2 separate regions of the Mus musculus genome follow, and region 1 is linked to region 2. The links are chromatin loops, found by intact Hi-C in ENCODE. Cell type or tissue: heart. All regions are shown on one strand.

Evidence for each region. A loop is a pair of places that touch in the nucleus more often than their neighbours do. Peaks named below come from ENCODE experiments on the same cell type or tissue, not always from the same donor. Only the 100,000 strongest peaks of a DNase experiment are listed, where the experiment ranks them.
Region 1: a loop joins it to region 2, with 11 times the contacts of the local background. A loop is called at or near these places in 34 of 42 quality-filtered maps.

What each region holds. Positions count from the first base shown.
Region 1 is chr1:191,813,769-191,821,768 of GRCm38, reverse strand. Nek2 (NIMA (never in mitosis gene a)-related expressed kinase 2) reads right to left here and starts at 296. Exons shown (of 8, transcript NM_010892.3): 1 at 28-296. The coding sequence starts at 123. In heart, a CTCF peak has its summit at 3,741 (motif pointing right); DNase peaks (open chromatin) are centred at 348, 3,318 and 3,738; H3K4me3 peaks cover 917 bases; H3K27ac peaks cover 1,431 bases.
Region 2 is chr1:191,571,930-191,579,929 of GRCm38, reverse strand. It overlaps Dtl (denticleless E3 ubiquitin protein ligase), which reads left to right and starts at 4,386. Exons shown (of 15, transcript NM_029766.3): 1 at 4,386-4,581. The coding sequence starts at 4,530. It overlaps Ints7 (integrator complex subunit 7), which reads right to left and starts at 4,294. Exons shown (of 20, transcript NM_178632.6): 1 at 3,979-4,294. The coding sequence starts at 4,072. In heart, no CTCF peak of the experiment used is centred here; DNase peaks (open chromatin) are centred at 3,899, 4,279 and 4,919; H3K4me3 peaks cover 3,965 bases; H3K27ac peaks cover 2,498 bases.

The DNA.
Region 1 (8,000 bases), 240 kb before region 2:
CCGTGGAAGGGCTGCCCGGCGCCTCACCTTGCCGTCGCTCTTCCTCCGAATCTTCTGACAGCGGCCGTAGGAGCCGGTGCCGATGCTGTGCAGCACCTCGTAGTCCTCCACCCGGGACGGCATGGCGAGCGGCCACCCTGGCAACCACACCACCGCGCCGCTCGGAGCCCAGGCTCGCCCGCTGCAGGCCAACCGCGCCGAAACCCGAGCCCCTCGTCTGCCTGCCTGAGTCGGCGAGCAACCGGCCACCGGGTCAACCGTCGCGGGCTTCGGCCTCGCATTCTATTGGTCCACAGCGAAGGTGCATCTCAACTCTGATTGGCTGAGAAAACACAACACTGCTAGGCATCCTGGGAAAATGCGTGTCGCTAGGCAACCGCGTCGGCGTTGGTGTCTGCGTCTAGCTGCTCTACGGAATACGAGCCGCGCCGAAAACCCCTGGGATTTGGGATCGCAAAGCCTGTTGGGGCCTCGGTAATTCCATTCCTTGGCTGAAGTCGCTATGGTAACGGATGTCCGAGGCTCTGGACTGGAGACACTGGCCTTTTGACCTTTCCACTTTGACCCCACCCTTTTCCGACTCCTCTGCACTCGGGTCCTGAACCTAAGCCCTTGTGTGTTGAGGATTTGATGACCCTGAGGGTGCGGTGAGTGCACCGAGCACTTTATAGTCCTCACACCTAGAGAGCCAGAATCCCTGTTCCAGCCCGGCTTGGTGGCGCGCTCAGGCAGATCTCTGTGAGCTTGAGGACATCCAGAGCTTTGTAGAGGGTCCCTGCCTTACCCCCACCCGCGAGAAAGACACCCCACGCCCAGAGAGAGAGAGAGACAGAGAGAGAGAAACTAGGCCCAACTGCCCAGAAGAGAACTAATTAAAAAATAATAAGAATAAAGGATATTCATAGTAATAACGCAGAGTTGACATGTGTTTTCTGAGCACAGTTAGCATAGTCTAGATCTCTGAACATTAAACTGAGAGACCTGTTGAACATAGAAACGTATCCAAAGCTTAGGGACTGAGTATGGAAGCATTCAGAACAGAGTCACCACACTGCCAAATTGTACTTCTAAGACATCTACCAAAAAAGTGTGTTAGGAAAAAAAAAAAAAAAAAGGTGTTCCCTAATAGCCAATCCGGGAGCTGCATGCAGTTTGCTGACTTGAGCTCACATAGCCAGTGACATGGCCCCGCTTTGACTTGGGGAAGGGGAGCTAAAGGCTTCCATCCAGAGCAGGTGGGGGGTAATGTGCATTACCAGAAAGCTAATAATCTGCTGCATAAATGGGTCATTGTTCTTAAAATATCTGTTCATGCTGTGATTGAAAAAGAACCCAATGTCCTATTAATAAGAATTAGAAGCCTCCTTATGTTAAAAATAAATGTATTTTGTGCGCTGAATTTAGTATAAGCTAATTGGAATTGCCAGCCAGGAGAACTTTTAAATTAGCATTCAAGGACATTGTCACACCTCAAAGGGGTAGGATTAATTTAGGTCTCAGAAATTATATAAGGAGCTACAAATGCCTGAGGTCATTTATATGGTGTGTGTGTGTCATATGTGATGTGTGTGGTATGTTTGTGTGTGTGTCGTATGTGATATGTGTGGTATGTTTGTGTGTGTGTGTCGTATGTAATGTGTGTAGTATGTTGTGTGTGTGTGTGCTGTGTGTGTTGTTTATGATGTGTAGAGTGTTGTATGTGATATGTGTAGCATGTTGTGTGTGTGGTGTGTTTGTGATATGTGGTGTATAGGCGTGTGGTGTGTATGTGATGGGTGTACTGATGCTTATGTTGAGTTTGTTGACCAGCCTGCTTCACACACAACCTTTCATCTTCTTTCTAGACAAAGAGCTCTTACTCTTCGCTCCAAACACAACACACTTTCTCAGCTTCTCAAGACTAACTTGGTACTTGTCCTTCCAGTTGTTAGAAGTTCCACTTGCATCCCTACCTCGTGCCTTACCCCACCTTGGTTACTGTTGATTGACAGGATGTAGAATCACCTAGGGGGTCAAGCCTTTGGGTACACTTGTAGAGACAGCGTAGATTAGGTCAGCCTCCGAGCATGCCTGTGAGGGTTTATGTTAAATTAATCGAATGGAAAAGACACACCCTAAAAGTGGGCAACAATGTTCTTTGGTCCTTGCTTAGTTTCTTTTCTGTTGCTGCGAAGAAACACTATGGCCAAGCCAACTTACAAAAGAAAGCATTTAAATTGGGGGCTTACAGTTTCAGAGAGTGAGTCCTTTATTATCCTCATGTCAGGAAACATGGTGGCAGGCAGGCGTGATAGCACTGGAACCGTAGCTGAGAGCTTCCAGATTGAGATGTGAACCACAGAGCACAGAGAGAAGGGAGAGAGAGGGAGACTCTTCCTGGCATGGGCTTTTAAAACCCCAAAGCCCACCCTTAGTGGCACACCTCCAACAAGGCTACACTTCCTAATAACTTCCCAGAACAGACCTACCAAGTAGGGACCAAGCATTCAAATATATGAGCCTCTGGGGACCATTCTCATGCAAACCACCAGTCTAGGACTACATAAAAAAGAGAAGGCTAGGTAAGCACACACATTTGTTTATCTCTTCCTGTTTCCTGGCTGCAGGTGCAAAGTGACCAGAAGCATCAAGTTTCTTTTTGGTTTTGTTTTGTTTTGTTTTCATGACAGGGTTTCTCAGTATAGCCCTGGCTGTCCTGGAACTCACTCTGTAGACCAGGCTGGCCTCAGACTCAGAGATCCACCTGCTTGTGGCATGCAACACCATGCCAGGCTGTAAAGTCTCTGCTTTCCAAGGCTGATGAACTGTGAAACAGTTGAACCCACCTCTTCCTGAGCTGCTTCTGCCCAGGATTTTACTCAAGGCAACAGCATGCTCCCTCTATTATGTTTATCCAGAGGACACAACTTGTCCTGCAAGGCGGAATTCCAACCTTGTCACCTCTGCTCTGAGGGGCCTCATCCAAGATGTTCAGAGAACAGTGTAAATCAATTCTGTCGTGATATCTGTGATTGTTTTCTAGCTGAACATCAAACTGCTTGTGGCCAGTGTAAGTCCTGCAATAGAGAAGGCAGAAAAAAAAAAAAAGCTTTGTTAAATAAAGATGCAGTAAGGCCTGTTATTAAGACTTACACAGAGATTCCAAATGATCCCTGAAGTATTCAGCCATGCCAGCTGTATCTCGGGGGAGCTGTCCTGGGAGTATAGAGAGAGGCCCTAGGTGAGAGTGTTCAGCCACAATGACCACCATAATAAAAAAGGCGGGGGAGGATTTACAGGACAAATCAGTAATTACCAAAGTGGGAAATGGTTGGCTTTGGGGGTTCCTCTCAGCGGTATAGAGTTCATCCAACAAACACAAGGCCCTGAGTTCAGTCCTCAGTATGGGGTCATCGGGTGTGGATGGGAGGTGGGGCAGGAATCAACCGAGAGCGGAGAGATGAGCCTACCCTGCTCTGGGCAGCCATCTGGCTCCTGCAGGACCTGGCTCACACTATTCTTGCCCAATCTGCTTCTGCTGTCAGTCCCCATTAACAGTGTGTGCCATCTCAAGGGAGGGACCTTTTGCACTGTGCCCTGGGCCCACAGTGCACTTCCTGGGCAAGCTCCTGGCTTTTGTCCTGACTTTGCTACTTTTTTGTCTTCCTTCTCTTAGCTAAAGGCTAGCATCGTTAGCTCTGTTCACTGAAGAATCTCCAGGCTCGCCTCCGGGAGCGTCTGTGTACTGACACAAGCTTCCCACTAGAGGGCGGTACGCCACTGCGTAATAAGGAGCAGCTCTGCACCACCCGCAGACTCCAAGACTGGCCTGGGAGGATGTTGGGTCAGACATTTTGTGAGTGAGTCATCTTGAGGATTACTTGGGGCGGTTTGAAATCTGGGTTTATGACAATGTTTTGAAGTTATTAGTAAAGATTTCTACAAAGAGAAAAATAAAGGGAAAGGTTCTTGGTAAGAATCGGACGACATCATGACACACTGTCTCAAAAATTTAGAGTAGGTGCTCAGCTTACCTTTCCTGGGTCAGTGCAGCTCCCACCCCTCATCAGAGCGGCCTCTCTTCACAGCAAATGGAGCCCATCACGGAAAACCACAACTGGACACAATGCAGAAATCAACAGGTCATGAGGAGCCCAGCTGCAGGGAATACACGGACACACAGCACCTTTGTCTATGGTTCAGGAAAAGCAAACGAATAGGGAGCTGAAAGATCTGAGGAGCCAGAGGACCAAGGCATCCGCTGTGAACAGCCGCTCTAGAAATGGCTGCATAAGGAGGAAAAGTCAGGAACAATGTCATATCAGCGGACGAGCTGGCATGGAATAAGGAAAGGTTGTCAGGGTTTTTCCTCTAGACAAAGAACGAAGGCAACTAACAACTGCCAGAAGGAGAGGTAGCCTCTCCCAGGGATTGTTTGTCTAATGCCAAGTGGTTGTCCTTGGAACTGTACACACACACAGACAACAGAAACAGATTCATTTATATGTATCTGTGCATGCGCACACACACATATATGTGTGTAACAATAATAATAAAAAAAAAAAGTCCACCAATTGAAAGGGGGGAAGGAAGGGGGTCCAGGGAGGGGGAAGCCATGGGATTCTATTTCAATTCCAAACATTAAAAAAAAAAAAAAAAAAAAAAAAAAAAAAAAAACCTGTAAAAGGGCTGGTGAGATGGCTCAGTGGCTCTTAAAGGTCGTGAGTTCAATTCCCAGCAGCCACATGGTGGCTTACAACCATCCATAATGAGAAATAAATAAAGAACCTATAGGCTGAAGCAAGCAGGGCCAGAGCAAGAGGGAGAATGGGAAGGGGAAAGAAAGAAAGAAAGAAAAACAAAACAAAACTGTGTAATGCACAGTATATGTTCAGTAAATAACTCGAAGAAAAGAGTGCTGGAGAGATACATTGATAGTGGCAGGGACTCTGTGGATGCTGCCAACAGCACAGACTGCAGCCCGGGGCAGATGGCAGGCAGCTATGGAAGAATAAGATGAGAACTGGGCTGGGAACCCTGTGTGTGGTCAGAGTACCACAATGTTTCAAACAGGGAGAGTTTCAGACTTGTACTGTTGCAACCCCCAAATTAAGGATACTAGAGAGACTTCAGTGTTGTTGTGTGCAGACAGTTTGCCCCTGCGTTTCCTCCAACCCCTCTGCCAGAAGCTCCCATCATTTTTCCAGCCTGCCGCAAGCATGATACACAGACAGCTGGTTTCTGTGCTACATCCTCCTGCAGCAGCCTGGGGCTGGCTCCCTCCCCCTCCCCTAGAGTTAGAATGGTGCACCTCTGTGTGTCCAAAACCAACACCCAACACTCCTCCTGATAACTTTCTAGGTGCCTGTCCTTGAGACCTTAGAGAAATAACAAGCTCAAGGGAGACCATGGAAAAAGTAAAAGGTAAACAGAGGTCAGGTCACAGACAGTCCTTGAATAGACACCCATTAGCCCCCTTCCCGCTTCAGTACTATTCCACCCTCTACTCCCCTGTTCTGTGAATATTCACACTATTCCTATACTATATATAAACCCAATGTTTTCTGGACTCAGGATCGCTTGCCAGCATTTATGCAGTGTGTGCTAGGTGGGCAAACCGAGTTCAAACTTGAAAATACAAGACTCTTTTGCGAGTTGCAGTGGACTTTGCAATTCTTTTTTTGTTTGTTTGGTTGGTTGGTTGGTTTTGTTTTTGTTTTTTTGAGACAGGGTTTCTCTGTGTAGCCCCGGCTGTCCCAGAACTCACTCTGTAGACCAGGCTGGCCTCGAACTCAGAAATCCGCCTGCCTCTGCCTCCCAAGTGCTGGGATTAAAGGCGTGTGCCACCACGCCCCGCTGGACTTTGCAATTCTTGGGCTCACCTGGGTTTCCCGTGAACTCAGGGCATAACAGTACACAAGAATACAAATTGAGGAAAAACAATTTTCTGTTCAACACATGGATAAACTTAGACTTTTCAACAAATCATGCATGTTTTTATGTTATTTATAGTACTATAACTTTAAAAAATATTTTTACAAATTGTGTGTGTGTGTGTGTGTGTGTGTGTGTGTGTGTGCACATGTTTGAGGGTGCCCTTTGAGGCCAGAAGAGTGTGTCAGATCCCCTGAAGCTGGGGTTACAGTCAGCTGTGACCACTCAACTTTGGTGCTAGGAACCACACCCTGATCCTCTGCAAGAGCAGCAAACACTCTTAGCTACTGAGCCACTTCTCCAGGCCCTGTCTCTAAGTATTAATCATTTCAATTGGATAAGAACATGAAAGCTAATCACAGATGACAGGGGCTGCTATGGTCTGAGTATTGCGTCTCTCCACCCCAAATTCACACGCTACATGCTAAAGCCTGGTCCCCACCCCCACCCCACCCCCGTGCCGCCACCGCCGCCACCCATCCCCCACCCCCAAGAGGTGAAGGTGCAGGGCTGGGCCTTAGGAGAATTAGATCTCAAGGGCTGTGCCCTGTGGTTGGCTTTGTTCTCCTAGGGCATGAAGGGCTTGGCCTCTTGCATCCTGTGAGGACACATTAAGGTCATCAAGGAGGGCAGTCCTCGAGTGTTTCTGCCAGCATCAGATTTCTCAGCCCTGTAACAGCGAGGAATAAATGCATGAATCACCTGGTACCAGGCGTCTTGTTCTAGCAGCCCAGACCGTAGGCTGCAGCTAATGTGTTTGCAGGAATGTCCAGAGCTTTCAGAAGGCGGCATTGTGAAATTGCAGGAACAGGGACTGCAATCCTGGGAATTAGGAGCTGTGTGGCCCAACCCATCTCTGGGCTCTGCAAAAATAAAGGCTTTAATCTGGAAGACCTTAAATGACCCTTCCAGCTTTAAATGCTATGAGCTTTCTGCGTTTGCATTTCCACAGCTGCCACAGGGTCAGAGCACAGGGCGGCTGTGGCCCCTCTCTAGTTTGTTTTGATTTGTTTAGCTGGCATGGTGGCACACACCTTTAATCCTAGCAGAGGCAGTTGGGTCTCTGTAGGTTTGAAGCCAGCCTGGTCTACATATCGAGTTTCAGGACAGCCAGAGCTACATAGAGAGACCCTGTCTCACAAACAAAAATTGTCTTTGTTGTTTTGTATGTGGGTGTTTTGTCTGCGTGTGTGTGTGTGTGTGTGTGTGTGTGTGTGTGTGTGCTTGGCTCCTTTGAAACGAGTTGTGAACCACTAAGTGGGTGCTGGGAATTGAACCTGGGCACTCTAGAAAAACAGCCCCTACCTAGGCCAGGCACGGATCTCTTTCCCCACTGAGACAGGTGTCGGTACTTCCCCAATGCCAGTGTCTGTCAGGTAGGTATTTTCTCCTCCCCTAGCCTTCCACTTCCTCTTCTCTCCCCACTGCTCTCTAGTCTCCCCACACACCACTCTCAGCTTGTCTGTGTTGGCCAGAGGCTGTGGTGGGGTGCTAGAGAGCAAGGAGACTTCTCTATCAGCCTCAAGACCTGCTCTTTCCTTCACGGTCACCAGAACTCACTGCTGGCCTCAAGCAAGAAGAGTACTTGCCCTTTCCTCTCTTCTAAGAAAGATGTAGAGCTTGGCGTGGTGGCGCACGCCTTTAATCCCAGCACTTGGGAATCAGAGGCAGGCAGATTTCTGAGTTTGAGGCCAGCCTGGTCTACAGAGTGAGTTCCAGGGCAGCCAGGGCTACACAGAGAAACCCTGTCTTGAAACAAACAAACAACCCACAAAATTAAAAGAAGAAGAAGAAGAAGAAGAAGAGGAAGAAGAAGAAGAAGAAGAAGAAGAAGAAGAAGAAGAAGAAGAAGAAGAAGAAGAAGAAGAAGAAGAAGAAGAAGAAGAAGAAGAAGGGAAAAGAAAGGTAGCTGGATCTCCCCCCCCCCCCGCCCGCCTCTCTAACTCACAGTTCAAACCCAAAGCACAAAGAAGCCAGAAATGATGACTCCGAGTAACTGGCAAAGAGGGCTATCTGTGGCACTAAGTGCTCAGTGCCACTCTTCAAAAGCACACGTAAAATTTGTGATACAGTCTTCTTATGGAACC
Region 2 (8,000 bases):
GACTAGACTTCTTGGGTTTTGTTTAATTGCTGAGATTCAGTCTTGCTTTTCAACACAGCCTATCCTGGCACTCACTATGCAGACCTGGCTGCTTTGAAACTCACTATGAATGATCTCAAACTGGGAGTGACTACATGTCTGCCTCCCAGGCTCTGTGGTTACAGGATACGTCACCACACCTGGCATTTAAACCTGCTAAACTTCTAAGAACACCTAACACCACACTGCCAAACTAATTAGATGAGAGCAACTACTGTTACTAAGAAACGAGATGCTACAGTGAGCCCTGTCATTTAGGGCCTATGCAGCTGACACTGTGCCGCCACAGGAACTGTGAGCACCCCTGAGCTAGCTCTTCATCTCCTGCTGCTAATCAAAGCATGTGTCTTACTGGCAGGATCTGGTAACTCGGAGCTGCTCTCGAAAGACAAGCTAGGGAACTTTTTGCCTCCACCTTCATGAGAAGGGGCTCCTAAGGGCTACTCCTCAGGTAGACATTCGAGACACTAAGTAACCACAGATGCAACCAATATCCACTAAAGCACCACTAACAAAGCATTACCAGGAAAGGGTGTCTTAGACAATGGCTGCATATTTTCTTTACCTCAGATGAACATGGCTCAAAATTGAATCTCTAACATGTATACATCTCATATATTCATTTTTTAATGGTGCTTGGTTGTAACAGGACTAAAAAAAATTTCCAAGTATCACCACACAGGGTTAGAATACAGCTCAATTGCAAAGCAACAGAACACCGGGAATGAGACCCTTTGTTCAAGCCTCAGCACCACAAAGAAATAGAGTAAGTATAACTACACAATAGAAGGTGTACTGGCTAGTTTTGTGTCAACTTGACACAGCTGGAGTTATCACAGAGAAAGGAGCTTCAGGGGAAGTGCCTCCATGAGATCCAACTGTAAGGCATTTTCTCAATTAGTGATCAAGGGGGAAAGGCCCCTTGTGGGTGGGACCATCTCTGGGCTGGTAGTCTTGGTTCTATAAGAGAGCAGGCTGAGCAAGCCAGGGGAAGCAAGCCAGTAAAGAACATCCCTCCATGGCCTCTGCATGAGCTCCTGCTTCCTGACCTGCTTGAGTTCCAGTCTTGACTTCCTTGGTGATGAACAGCAGTATGGAAGTGTAAGCTAAATAAACCCTTTCCTCCCCAATTTGCTTCTTGGTCATGATGTTTGTGCAGGAATAGAAACCCTGACTAAGACAGAAGGCAACCCACAACCCACAGCTTAATAAACAGTTAATAAAGGTCACTTCACATTTGGAAGGCAGAAATGGCAATTTCTGACATAATTACTAAGTATCCTCCCACAAAACTTCAGAAATCACTGCTAATAAACATGCTGACATATAATGCAGACTGCACATGAGAAAATACTAGTTTAAAACAATAAGAAATGAGACTATTTAATAATTCCCATTGTAAATCATAAGACAACAGCTCACAGTCATACATAAAAGTAAGGCCATGGTTTCAATAAGTGGATTTCTGTTTAGTTTATCTGACCTTGTCCATCAGGGTCACCAACCAAACTGCAGAGTCCATGCTCCCTAATTCAGCTTCAATGTGGTAAACTAGTTGCTGAATCTAGATTCTATATAACCTTAAAGGTTCACTTACCAATGCTGTCAGACTAAATGTAGTCTGGTAATAAATATCCTCAGGAAAAAAAAGTCTGAATCCATAGGGCCATGTTTCTACTACTCTTAAAACCACCAGTAATGACATGGCGTCAGCCGCCTAGTGCACACCCAACCCAGTGGCTAAGGCCATTCATTCTCTCAGAGGGGCTGTGCTGAGTCCTCACTCCCTAACACCAGTTACATTCCTGCACACATGGGCAGTACAACAGTGGTCTTCACAGGGAGAATTAAGATGGTGGAACTGGGTGGATGGTAACAACGCTAGGAAATCCTAGTGTGTGGATTCTGTCCTGACTCTCACCCAGTTCTCAAGAGTTGAATCAGCACTCCACGATCAGGCTTTTCCTACAGCATTAGGTTCACCAGCTTCCACTCATGTGCAGCAAGAAAGGGAATGAGTCACCTTCCCCACTCCCACCCATCCTCTCAAAGCCAGGTGTGCACAGAGCCATCAGGTTGAGTGATGTCACTAAACCTTTCTCTCTGCAGGAAGGGGATCTTGCCTGTTTTCATCTGGACAACTTCCAATCACTGGAGGGGCAAATACTTGGTCTGATGATAATAATCTACATTAGGAAAAGCTACACTTATTAGAGTAATATGTGGGACTCAGCCTTTAGCAATGTGTCACACTACTGTTCCCGGCTGATACAATGTGTCTTGTTGAGCTTAGGGCTTATCTGTAAAACACTCAACAGCCCCCACTTATTTCTTACACATATGTGTTTTAATTTCAACTCTTCTTATTAAAAAGGTTGTACTATTACTTTCATTACAACTGTAACCTTTTCTTTCAAAGAGCTTCACTTTTAATTATGTGTATGTAGGGGGAGGGAGAGATGGGTGTATAACAGACCCTCTAGAGTTACAGGCAGTTGTGAGGTTTGGGGTGTGAGTGCTGAGAACTGAACTCTGGTCCCACAAAACAGCAGTGTGGCCTCTTAAAGGCTAAGTCATCCCTACAGCCGCAGCATCTTTTTTTTTTTTTTAATGTAAACCTTATTTCATTGTTATTGTATGTATGTGTGCACATGTGTGTGACTGTCAGGCTTGCACAGGAAGTGTTTCACACAGTAAACCATCACACTGGCTCACAACACTTAGAAGGTAACTCTGGATGTCCTTCCTTTCCTTGCTCCATATCCTTACCCTGCTCTACAACACTATCTACTCTTAGCCTGGGACAAGATTAGCTACGCTAGAGCCATACACATTTCGGTGGGAAGGGAGTTGGCACTGAATAAAACAGTGTAATGGGCCACATCAGGTCTAGGACTTGGGAGGCTGAGGATCAAAAGTTGAGAGTTATCCTTGGCTTTAGGGAGTACAGGCCAACCTGGATGTCACAGACTTTAGTAAAACGTAAAAAACTCTTACCTGTAACTGGTTTCAAACTTGGACAAGGAACTAAGGTGCATATTTAACATGCCAAAGTCTAATTGACCTCCAGGTTCTCTCAGCATCCCCCAGTCCCTACTTGGCACACCCTGCCCCCCAGACTTGAACTTACAGATCCTTGGTTTCCAGTCCCGTTCTCTACAGGTTACACACTGGCTACAGTTAACCAAGAATTGCCTATAGTGTAAAAACCTTGGCAGGAAACTGAAGCAAAGGTCTCACATTTACACAGGACTTCTTTATGGATAGCTATCTGTCAAAGTCCCTCTTCAGCCTTTAATAAAGGCATCTTTTCGCATACCACTGCCATTTAACATTTACAACAGCTGACATACTGTGCCCACTTTGCTGACATATCGAGGCTAGATGATAATGCCGCATTCCATAATCACTTTAGTAGAACTGGAATTTAACTCCTAACCCTAAAATTTTTTCTCTTAGCTACCTGTATAAGGGGAACTAACTCGTGGAACTTGTGTGCAGAGAATGAGCGCGTTCAGCCAAGCTTTTCGGATGTTCTCATCCACATGGAACCTGCTTTAGAACGCGCAATTGACAGTCTCGCAAGACAAATCGCTGTAAAACGCTCAGAAAATCATTTGGCTCTCTTAATGAAGGCTTCACCTGCACTGAACGTTTTAAAAAATAATCTCAAAATTCAGCACTTTATCTTATTTGCTGCCTGGGAAACCAGAGACTGTGCCCCCAAGTGGTCAAAGGCATCCTCGCAAGCACGAGCCTCTGCTCCAACTGTGCAAGGCTACTCCAGCAACCCTGCATGCGCCTAAGCGCTGGCTCCAAGACTAGCAGCCGTGCTTCCCGCCCCATACATCGGCGCATGCGCCTTTCTAGCCTCTGTAGCTGCCGCCACTAGGTGGCGCCACTCCCCCCAGACGCTTCGCCCGCGTCCCTCCTCCGTACCTTTGTCCAGTTCCATAAGAGCGGAATTAGCGTCCAGCTCCTGTTCGCCATAGCCGGCATCGGCCAGGAACGACTTGGTTGAGTTTGACGCCATGACCCGGACAGTTACCCGACTCGCCCAGTCACAAAGATTGCAAACTCTACCCCAGCACCGCCATCTTCTCCCGCCGCGGTCTCGCGGATTTTTCCCTCCGCGCGCTGTCAGGCAGTGTACGCATGCGCCTCGGTCGCCCCGCGGTTCGCCAGTTCCTCTCTGGGCCCCCCCGCGCAGGCGCTCAGGGAGCCTGTGAACCTTGGGTTCCCGCGGCTGAGCGAGAGGGAGGCGGAGCTTAGGATGGGGGCGAGCCTTCGAGGCGCCAGGACGCTGCGACGAGAGCCAATCAGAAAGCGTGACGTCAGTTTGGCGCGGAGTTTGGCGGCCGGGGCTCTTAGTGGCGGGAGTTGGAGGCGAAACCGCGCCGCGTTGTGGAGGGTGCAGACGGCGGCTCCTGTGGAACTTGGGGGCGATCTTCTCGGCGTTCCCCTCAGCTGAGCCTTCTCCTCAGGCCCAGATGCTCTTCAACTCGGTACTCCGCCAGCCGCAGCTCGGCGTCCTGAGGAACGGTGAGTAACGGCCCCAACGGCCGCTGGCCGTGGCGGGAACCACCTCCCCCCAGGCGCTCCACCTTGGATCGCTGCCGACTGTGGGCCTCCAGGTCTCCCGCGGCCGGAGCGAATCCGGGCGAGCGAGGACCGCCGAAGAACATCGTGCTTGGGTTCCTTCCGGACGCTTTTCACCGTAATCGAGCTTTTTAGTTCGGAACGGAGGCCGAAGTTAGGACGCTCAGTGGCGTCCCGGGCCCCTGGCTGCTTACGTCAATATCGCGCGTTAACTAGAGAGTGCACGCTTGTGAGAGTCGGGGGTGGGAGACGCTTTGGCACCAGCGATGTGCCTGCCGTCTCTGCAGAACCTTAGCGATCCCTGCAAGTTCGTTGTGCACCAGCGCGCATGGCCCGCAGTTAAGGAACTCAATCTTAAGGCGCCAAAGTCCCCTCCCCCATCTCTGCAGGCTCTGAAAAGTCCTAAAATACAGACTAAAAGATGCCCATAGCCACACCCACGAGGTGACCACGGGTAATGGATGGAAGGGTATTGTTCCAAATGTGTCTTGATGCCGAGGTACTTCCAGAAATGGGATTAAACTCGTTTTTCTCTTCACGGTGGAATTCAGCCATGTTCTCCTGTTAGCATATAGAAAGCCAGCTCATCTCCTACAGTACTCTTAAAAACATTGGCAATCTGAGATGCGATTAGGCTGATGTGTTGTTAAACTAAGACCTTGAAGAGTGGTCCTAAGAATGTTGAGAAGAGGAAAAGCTCCTTGAGGTCCTGCCCGGATCTAAAACTTTGTAGTCGTATTCCCTCTGTGGATACTCTTGTAGTTACATTCTGCCTCTTTCTCTGCTCGAACTTTACAAAAGTTACTTCGCCCTGTGTTAGGAATGGCCGCCCTGCACAATGGTTGTGAGCGGTCTTCGGAGCGTCTGAGTTTCAACTCCACCTCTTTTCCTATGTGCTACATTTTCTGTCTACCCACTTTTCAGTCTGTCGTTCCGGCTTACAGATAGCCAGACAGACGTTCAGTGATAGGCACTGGCATTCATTGATTGTTACCTCCTGAAGTCTGCATCTCTTTTCCCCTCCGGTGTTGCTGGGCCTTAAATGATTATAGCCGTAAGTAAGGATTCTACTGCTGCTACACTCTTCCATTCCCTATGTTTTGGGTTAATTTCTGTAAAAGCTGTATGTATTGAACTTAATCTAGACAGTTAGGCATACAAGCATCTTATATTCTAATGCCCCAAACTGAGTTGGCTTCTTCCCAATTTTTGGGAGTGACATTATTTTAAACTGGTGTCCCCAGCTAAAACTTAGACTCCATATTCCTCATTATGACATTTTCAAAAGAAAAAAAAGAAATCCCTTAAGTCTGCTTGAATCTCTTTTTCCATCCCCACAGATTCAGCCTCTTTACCTCAAACTGAGTCTTCCATTTTCTCTATTCCATCCCCACCATTGGGCCTGATACTTTACTCCCTGATCATAACAAGCCTCTAAATGTGCCTTTAGTTTCCTTTCTCTACCGATATTTGTAAGATGGAAATATAATTACTTTTGTGAGTTTTTAAATCCATATCTAAGAATTTTTACTATAAACTTTAAACATGCAAAATTATAATTTTTAGCCTTATAGTGAGTTAGCATCTTAAGATAAATACTATTTTAGCCTTTTAAATACATCTGACACTATAAACAACTATACCAACGTGGAAGTCGTGGTCTCTGTTTTTGAAAAGGTGAGCAAATGCTTACTGTTCGATGTTTTATATGGTTGCTTTTTCTTCTGAATATTTCTATCTTAATTCTCCGCAAATTTATCCTATTGTAATTTAAAAGTTCTTGTCACCCTGTCATGCCCCATCAAAAAGCATATAAAGTGCTGTTTTCTGTGGTTTTAGTACCCAGTAGTCACAAAGGTTTCCCTTAGGATGAATTATCACCACAGTTAATTAATAGTGGGCAGTTGTTAGAAACTAAGTAACTTCTTAAAATGTTTTAAGAAAAAAGCAAAATTTTTATTGAAAGTGCATCTTTTAAAGAAATGGATTTAGGTATCTGGTGCCTTGTGGTCTCAAATTGTCTCATAGTTAGGACCTCACTAGTTTTCTATTTGGGGTTTTGTGTGTGTGTGTGTGTGTGTTTATTTATTTAGCACATGCCTTTAATCCCAGCACTTGGGAGGCAGAGGCAGGCGGATTTCTGAGTTCAAGGACAGCCAGAGCTACATAGAGAAACCCTGTCTCGAAAAACCAAAAGAAAAAAAAAAAGATTTATTTATTTATTTTTATTTATATGCGTACATTGTACTCATATACACACCAGAAGAGTGCATCAGATCCCATTACAGATGGTTGTGAGCCACCATGTGGTTGCCAGGAATTAAACTCAGGACTTCTGGAAGAGCGGTCAGTGTTCTTAACTGCTGAGCCCATATTTAAAAATTTGTAATGGACACATCTTTCAACAATGCAAGGTGTAAGATGAGGAAGGGAGAGTAGAATACCTTCCTTTTGTGGAAGTAGAAAGGAAGTGAAGCAAGTGATAGGAAAGGGAACCCCTCAACCTGTTCAGACAGAGTAGCTTTAGAAATAATGTGTGGGAGCTGTTGAATTGTCAAGGGGTTGATCCTCTGAAAATGCAAAGCCTTGTATATTTCTTTTGAGTGTGGGCCTTTAGCTGTGTATTGAAGAAAGAATGGACCTTTCCAGATGAGTATGGGTGTCTGGAAAACACTACAGGTTCATATTCATAGCATAATAAAGATCCAAAAGTATATTATGGGGAGATACAGAAATAATGAACTAAGTAGAGCTTGCTCAGTGAGTCACTTTAAATACTGTTTATCAGTCTGAATACTAGTAGAGGTAAAGAGGCAGAGTAAAGGAATTAGCTTCATTGTGAAAATATCCAAAGCAAATTGTATCTTCAGTTTTTTTAGGTTTTTTGTTTGTTTCTCTGTATAGCCCTGGCTGTCCTGGAACTCACTTTGTAGACCAGGCTGGCCTTGAACTCAAAAATCTGCCTGCCTCTGCTTTCCGAGTGCTGGGATTAAAGGAGTGCGCTACCAAGCCCGGCTTGTATCTTCAGTTTTACTCATGTGATTTCTCTTTGAATAGACTTAAAACTTCACATCATATACCTGCGTTTACATTTCTTTACAATGCAGCCTTTTGTTTTCAATTTTACTTTTTGAGTATTTGTGAACATAACATCTTTTTAGTGGTCTTTCAGAGAGTACATATTAGGTTACTTAATATCAAAAGTTAGAAGCCATGCCCCTACAAGCAATTTTAAAATCTAGACTAAGTTCCTTTTCTCCTTTCTTCTCATTCCTTCTCAAACTAGATTGAGTGATATTTCTGTTAGGCTGAAATATCTTCTCTGTTTGAGAGGGGTCGCTTTCTCATCATCTTTATCCCTT